3 separate regions of the Homo sapiens genome follow, and all the other regions are linked to region 1. Evidence: chromatin loops called from intact Hi-C (ENCODE). Cell type or tissue: Caco-2. All regions are shown on one strand.

The links. A loop is a pair of places that touch in the nucleus more often than their neighbours do. Peaks named below come from ENCODE experiments on the same cell type or tissue, not always from the same donor. Only the 100,000 strongest peaks of a DNase experiment are listed, where the experiment ranks them.
Region 2: it touches region 1 in a loop (2.9-fold over the local background); 16 of 110 quality-filtered maps call a loop at or near these places.
Region 3: a loop joins it to region 1, with 2.0 times the contacts of the local background. A loop is called at or near these places in 5 of 110 quality-filtered maps.

The regions. Positions count from the first base shown.
Region 1 is chr20:51,540,830-51,543,329 of GRCh38, reverse strand. It overlaps NFATC2 (nuclear factor of activated T cells 2), which reads left to right and starts at 611. Exons shown (of 11, transcript NM_012340.5): 1 at 611-960. The coding sequence starts at 831. RefSeq lists silencers at 597-756, 767-876 and an enhancer at 1,641-2,310. In Caco-2, CTCF peaks have their summits at 904 and 1,107; DNase peaks (open chromatin) are centred at 519, 1,209, 1,499, 1,959 and 1 weaker place; H3K4me3 peaks cover 2,309 bases.
Region 2 is chr20:51,593,806-51,596,305 of GRCh38, reverse strand. No RefSeq gene overlaps it. Among named protein-coding and RNA genes, the nearest start is that of NFATC2, 52 kb to the right of the region's middle. In Caco-2, a CTCF peak has its summit at 1,118 (motif pointing right); a DNase peak (open chromatin) is centred at 1,115.
Region 3 is chr20:51,427,282-51,429,781 of GRCh38, reverse strand. The region is part of intron 9 of NFATC2 (nuclear factor of activated T cells 2); the gene reads left to right. Among named protein-coding and RNA genes, the nearest start is that of MIR3194, 24 kb to the left of the region's middle. In Caco-2, no CTCF peak of the experiment used is centred here; a DNase peak (open chromatin) is centred at 1,171.

The DNA.
Region 1 (2,500 bases):
CTACCAGAGCCTGAGCTTCCGAGGGCAACAGTGTCTGGCTCCGGCTGGGTGCCCAGCACCTGGCACGTGGTAGGTGGCCAGGAGGCATAGCTGTAACGGGGGGGACTAGTGCTGTCAGTCCGATTCCTTCCTAGGCGCTGGGGAGTTGAGTTCAGGGCCATGCAGGTGTCTGAAGTACTGTGAAAATCATGCCGCCCCCGTGGGCACACGGAGACGCCTGGAGACACGGGTCTGCAATAGAAGGGGGTGGATACCCCCTTCCACCCCATGGAGAAGAAAAGCAGGAAAAAGTGTGGGGCCAGTGGGTCCCTTAGGGCAAAAGTCCTAGTGGCGGCAGCTTTCTTGTCTAGACCCTGGTTCGCGCAGCGCGTGTCGCACTCACCCGTGGAGGGTGGGAGACAGCGGCCGCCCCAGCGCCCAGCGGTGGCCCGGGACAGTGTGGTCAGGTCCGCGGACAGCCTCCTTCCTCCCGGCACCGGCCAGCCCAGGCCGCGCGCCCCTCCCCTCCGGTCCCCTGGTGGCGGCCCCGCCCCCGCCGGCCTGGCCGCCCTGTCCCCGCCTCCACGCCCCCCCCCCCCCCGCCTCCCCGGGCTGCAACAGGTGCCTCCGGAGCAGGAAGCTCGCGCCGCCGTCGCCGCCGCCGCTCAGCTTCCCCGGGCGCGTCCAGGACCCGCTGCGCCAGGCGCGCCGTCCCCGGACCCGGCGTGCGTCCCTACGAGGAAAGGGACCCCGCCGCTCGAGCCGCCTCCGCCAGCCCCACTGCGAGGGGTCCCAGAGCCAGCCGCGCCCGCCCTCGCCCCCGGCCCCGCAGCCTTCCCGCCCTGCGCGCCATGAACGCCCCCGAGCGGCAGCCCCAACCCGACGGCGGGGACGCCCCAGGCCACGAGCCTGGGGGCAGCCCCCAAGACGAGCTTGACTTCTCCATCCTCTTCGACTATGAGTATTTGAATCCGAACGAAGGTCGGTGGAGGCTACCCCTGGCCTGGCCCCTGAGCCCGCCAGGGGCTCAGGCCTGGGGACTGGGCACAGGAGTCCTCTTGGCTCCAGCCGTCCCCCTTCCTAAGGGGCCTGGAGGGAGGGTGCCCCTACCCAGGTGCCAGGGAGGGGAGGCGTCAGTGGCCCCTGCCACCCTTAGGGGGCGGTCGGCTCCCTCTTGCCCCTTAGGGGCACCAGTTTCTGGTTGCTCATGACTGCTCCCTGAGGGTCACTCTCAGCAAAACAAAAGGTGGCAGGCAGGTCCCAAGGCTGGGGGGCGGGTGCTGTCTGCTGGCCTCTTGCCTGGGACTGGGCTGTCAAAGGGCAAGGGACATGATTTCTGTGCCTTTGGAGGGAGGAGGTGAGGAAGCGAAGAATGGAGTTAGCAGGGAGGAGTTGCCAAAAAAAGAAGGAAGGGGGGTGCAGCTGAACCCAGTTATCAAGGGTAGGAGGCCGCTCCTTCCCTCCAGGCACTGAAGTGAGGCCACGCAGCTCCCATCACCTCCTGTGAGCAGTGGTTGACGGGGACTTTGTGTTGAAACTGAGGAAGAGGTTGTCTGTCTGATGCTGGAGAGGGTTAAAACCTTTGGTATTATAAGGCCGGCCCATTTCCTCCCTGGGTTCTGCTGCTGAACCCATCACTTACCACTCACAAGAGGATTGGTCTGAGCTATATTAAGTGATCTTCTACGCTTAGTCCTAATGGATGTGGTGGGATGGGGTAGGGTGAGGGGCAGCTGCAGCATGGATTCAGAAGGACACAGGCTCTTTCTGCCTGAACTTTGTCACTCTGTGCCTCCAACTGCCCTCAGTTGCTGGGGGCTGGGGACTTCCCCGGGCTGGGCCCAATGCTTATCTGTCACTTCACGTGTTTAACAGGAGCATTCGTTAGAGGGAGGAGGAGGAGGAGGGGGAAGCGGCCACACGCCCAACCTCACTGTGTATTTCTGGTTAGCAGGTTGTCTTGGAAAAAACAAAAAACCCAACCAGGCTTCCTGATTTTGACAGCCCAGCCCAGCCCAGCCAATGCTTGTTGAAGGCTCAGTGGCAGGCCTGTTAGTAGCTTCCAGACGCACTCTGGGCTTGCCTCCATCTAGTGTGTAGGAAGGGCTTGTGCTGACTGGCTCGTGGAGGAAGCCTGTCAAGGAGGCTTGGTGGCCTGATGTTTCCCACAAACACTGTGTTAGGCAGATAATGAAGTTTTCGCTTCCATCGGTGTCCTCTCTGGCCACGTTAGGTGAGGGGTTTGCTTTAGCTTTGGGTATCCTCTTCCCTTGGATACCCAGAGATGGTCATTAGTAATAATTTTGTGTCTTGGCTGGAGATGGAAACAATTAGCCAACAGAAGAGACCAGTCTTCTAGAGTTGCAATCTGGAGGACATCTTTTGCTTTGAAAAGATACAATTAAGAATCTGCAAACGATCCGCACTAATATCCGTGGTCTTTCTGTTCATTAAGATTAAAGTCATGTTTTTCAGGGAACGAATACTCACACCCCTCCCAGATTGGTAATCAGCTTTTATT
Region 2 (2,500 bases), 53 kb before region 1:
AGCCTGGGTAACGTGGTGAAACTCATGTACAAAAAATACAAGAAAACGAGCTGGGTGTACTGGCTCAAGCCTGTGGTCCCAGCGACTTGGGAAGCTGAGGCGGAACAATCACCTGAGCCTCGGAGGTCGAGGCTGCAGTGAGTCGTGATTGTGCCACTGCACTCCTGCCTGGGCAACAGAGCAAGACTCCGTCTCAAAACAAAACAAAACAAAAAAAGCTTTTGTGTAGGAAGTAGTTGAAATCAATTGGGTGATTTTTGTCCCTTGGGGGACACGTGGCGGTATGAAGACCTTTTCAGTTGTTACAACTCGGGGAAGAGGAGTGCTACAAGCAAGAGATGCTGCCGAACACCCTGTGATTCACAGGGTGGCCCCCACAACAGAGCCCAAAGTGTCAAAAGTGCCAACATTGAGAAACCCTAATTATTTTTTTTCGAGGTGGAGTCTTGCCCTGTTATCTAGGCTGCAATGCAGTGGTGCAATCTTGGCTCACTGCAACCTCCGCCTCCCAGGTTCAGGCGATTCTCCTGCCTCAGCCTTCTGAGTAGCTGGGCCTGCCACCACGCCCGGTTAAGTTTTGTATCTTTAGTAGAGACGGGGTTTCACCATGTTGGCCAGGCTGGTCTCGAACTCCAGGCCTCAGGTGATCTGCCTGCCTCAGCCTCCCAAAGTGCTGGGATTACAGGCATGAGCCCATACGCCCAGCCAGAGAAACCCTAATTTAATTGGCACGTGTCAGCTGTACCATTTGTCTGTCTGTATTTGTAAAAGGGCCCGGAGGTATAAGCTCGTGTGTCTCAGGAAGCAAGTTATGCCTCCGCCTACTATACCAAATACTATACCAAATGGTGTAATTAGTGGCTGTCTGCAGTGTGAGCTGCTGGTTCCCTCTTTTTGGTTCTCAATGGAAAGGGCCATCCTCAGTATATAGATTAGAAAGATAATTGTAACTTAGTTGTGTTATCTCATGACAGCAGCAAAAGGAAGGTATGTGGTTTCAAAGGTAGGGACCGACCATGCTTTCCCTTAAACGTGTGCTATCCCTGCACGACCTTAAGCCTCTGCATTTGCCTGCAGTGAACTTCCGTCCATGTGCGGACACTCCTCCGCCGGAGCCGCTAGGGGGAACTTGAGGACTGAAAGACATTGCTGTTTCCTGTTTTCCACAACCAGCCGGACCCCACGTGCCCAACTGCCCTGAGTTTCAAGACTGTGCTTTCATAGCTTCAGAATTTATTTCATGGCCAGAGGCTCCGTGAAAAACAGACATTTCTTTTCATGTTGTTGACCAGAATATTTTGCTGGACTTAGTTAAAAAAAAAAAAAAGGAAAAAAAAAAGGCAGGGAGGGTGAGAGATGAATATTTATTTGCTCTTGGATATTTGCATTTTTGAATAATTGGCAAGTAGGAAGCTTTGCCAATTCACTGTTCAGTCTAATAAGGTTTTGAGACGAAATGTACCAACACCCCAAGTACTTTTAGTGTTTTTGTTATGAAACTTTTCAGGGTGACATGAAGCCCTGTGGTATTTGTGAGGAGGTCTATAAATGATGGATTTGCTCACCTCAAAATAGAACTGTAGTCGCTCCAAATTTTCCAGAAGTGGGAGCACAGTGACAGAATTCATTCAGGACTTGCTAATTTCCTACTTTAAATGGGTTACATAACAGAACCGGTCCCGCCTTCGCGCCTCTCAAAACTACCCATGAAGTGATGGTGAAATGTATCATTAAAAGCTAGAAATAGCTCTGCTAAACTCTGGGAAAAAGATGAATTTTTTTCTGATCTCCCTCTCCCCACCCCCCTTTTTTCACCCAAACATTGCATAATGTTAAAAAAGTCAAATCTTTCCGTGGGATTTAATTTCATTTTCCATGTGGCTGTGGTCGGAGGGGTAACTCAAGCACTTTGGGGGCTGGTGGATTTTTGGAGGATCACGCATTCCCGGATCAGTTTGCATCCAAAGCCTTAGCCGAGAAATACACCCAATCCTGGGGTTTCTCCCCATCCCTCCTGCCCCCCTTTTGTGGATGAGTTATCTATAACATAGCATCTTTTCAGAAAGCCTGCCTTCTTGCAGGAATGCCCAAACAAAGCCACCCTCCACTTTCCATGTTGACGTTTTGATTTTGAAATGGATTCCCCCTGAAATTTGGGGTAACTGAGTCACATGTGAAGTCATCGGCCCCACAACCTATGCTTGATACCAAGCCAGGGCTCATTTCTTAGAATTCAGCCAGCAGGTTCTGTTTGCTTACATTAAGAACTTGGTGTTCTAAGCCTGTGGTGTTTGTTTTCAAGAGATTTAAAAGAAATACATTTTTTTTCTTTGATCAGATCAGGTCCAGATAAGCCCAGGACTATTTTTTATTTCCTTTGAGAAAGATTGCAGAGTCCAGAAGGAATGGAAAAAGTGTTGGGGGATGGGTAGGAGATGTGCAGAATATGCTGACATTTTTATTCCTTCATTGATCAAATATTTGCTGAGCACTTCCTATG
Region 3 (2,500 bases), 110 kb after region 1:
TTTAAAAGATGAAAAAACTAGGTTAAACCAAGTTTTTTGTTTTTGCTTTTGTTTAATTATTTGTTGCAGGACTTCTGAGAGTCTTTATCCTGCTAGCGGACATTATAAGTCTCTAAAATGCGGGGGTGTAGCACAAAGGAGAGCGCATCGCACGCTCCAGGTGGTGATGTCCACACTGGATTGTACTGTGTTCTGCAAGAATGGAGGCCCGGGAGTCGTGCTACACAGCTGGCCTAGAAGCTCTTTTCCTGATACTTGGCAGAAATAACATAAAGGAAGCTCAAGAGCTCTGAAGCGCAGCACTGCCCTGTCCCCTGTGCCATAGTCCGGCTTCTCAATTTGGGGGCTGCACATTCCTGAGGCCAGAGCTGGATGGGGCAGTGGAATGGTTTCCACCCACGTGGCCTCCAAAAGGCAGCAAGTGCCACTAGTTATGTTCAGTGCTCCACCGGCCTTGTCTCCAAGGCTCTGCCCACCCCAGGACCCTCCAATGGGCAGGTCCCCTGGTGGCTCGTGCCCAGTGGCAAGCCCCAGACTGCATCTCCACCGTAGCCACCAAGATGTGGGTGCAGTTTTGTCTCTGAACTGCTGCAATTTCAAATTCTCCTAGCCCGTCTCCTAGCTAGTCTGTGTAGCCCGTGCATCCGTGGAACATTCCAGATATGCCACCATCAGCTCTAGGGATATGAGATTTGGACGTCTTGGTTTGCTGTGTTGTGTTATTTCTGACAAGTAAACTGGAAAATCCCCTGGGTCATTCCTTTGGTGTCTGGTGGGGCAACTTCCTTGGTCTTTAGGTCCTTTTCTGTCCCTTTCGTTTATGATTTCAAGGGAGTCTGTCGCACACGGCACATATTTGGCTGCACGGGGCCCGTGCTAAACCCCAGCGTGCTGTGCTGCCTGTGCGTGGGCATTTCTGGTCTGTCATTTATTTCCCTTGGGATTTTGCCAAAGTGGGCTTTCCTTGGAAACTTTGTAAGAGCTGGGCTTATGCGTTTTGAGGGTTGAGGGAAGGTTCTGTGGCTGGAAAAGGAAGCAGTCACCAGTGGACACACAGGTCCTCCCTCCCCCGCACAAGTGCAAACAAACCATCTTTGAAGCTGATCCCGCCCCTGCCCTGGGGTCCAGGGAAGCCCCCGGCTCTGAGTTATCGTTTCCTGCACCTTGGCCAGTGATCCCAGCGTCGCGTCTGGGCATTCCACCCCGCTCCCTCATGGGGCATCTGTGCTTTATCTCAGCCCTTCCCGCCTGCATTCCTGCACACAGACGCCGGCTGGCTTGGCCCCGTTTGTTCTTGGAACACCAAGGCGCTCCTTCTGCTTTCTCCACTCCGAGTACTTGAGACGTTTTCAAGAAGTCTCTTTGGAAAAGCAAAATAAGTAATATTCCAGGGCCCAAGGCATGCACTCCCCTGAGCCCCGTGTTTCTCCACCCACCCCAATTCAGGCACTTTCTTACAGCTCTTCAGAAACATATGGTTCATACACCGTCACTTGCGTTCTCTCTGCTGTCATCCCCCTTCCGTGACTAGTCCCTTGTTCTAAGGCCCCAAATTGTACCTGGGGAACACCAGCAGCTCCTAGCAGTAGCTGCTTCTGGGACCTCATTCTTCCCTACCTTTCTCCCCTATTCCTCTGTCCTCCCCAACCCTCCCTGTCCTTAACCCTTCCTTCTTCCCTCTCTCCCTTCCTCTGTGTCCTTGACCCTTGACTTCTCTGTCCTTGACCCTCCTTCCCTCTCACCCACTAGTATTTTCTGGCTGTCTACTCTGTGCTGGACACTGTTCTGGGACTTAGGGATCCACTAAGTGAACAAATGAAATGAAATCTTTGCTCTCACGGTGATTGTTTAGTAGGTAAGCGAGACAGACATTAGCATGGAAGGCAGTAAGTAAGCAAGCGAAATTCAGACAGCAATGAAAGCCACAGGGAAAATTCCACGGGGTTAGGAGCGAGAGGGTGGCTGCCTGGTTTGGGGGTGAGGTTGGCCCCTGCAGATGAGTGTACAGAAAGGCCACTCTGAAGAGGCGGCCTTTGGGGATGGACGCAGACCTGGGGAGGTCTGAGGGAAGAGTGTTTCAGGGAGAGGGAACGCAGGTGGCGGAGGCCGTGAACTCGGAGACGTGGGCTTGCTCCCGCAGGCTTTCAGCAGCAGTGCAGCGTGGTTTGATTTACTGTTTGAGAAGATCACTCTGGCTGCCTTTGCGAAATGGACTATAGGGAGTCAAGGGTTGAAAAAAGGGGGATGTGTGAATTGAAAACGAATCCCGTGACAGGAGCATGATGGAAGGCGGTGCATTTCACAGGGAGTGTGCCCCGCAGGCCCTGTCATGAGCGCGGTTACTTAAAATGCAACTGGAATTGCCCAAATGTGATCAATACACAGGTAATTCTCAGCTTCCCTTGCATAAAATGAGGGGCGGCTGCACTTTTTACCACTCAGGACGCAAGCAAGCGGGAGAGGCGCTGGGGAAAGTGGACTCAGAGGTGACTTTTACTAG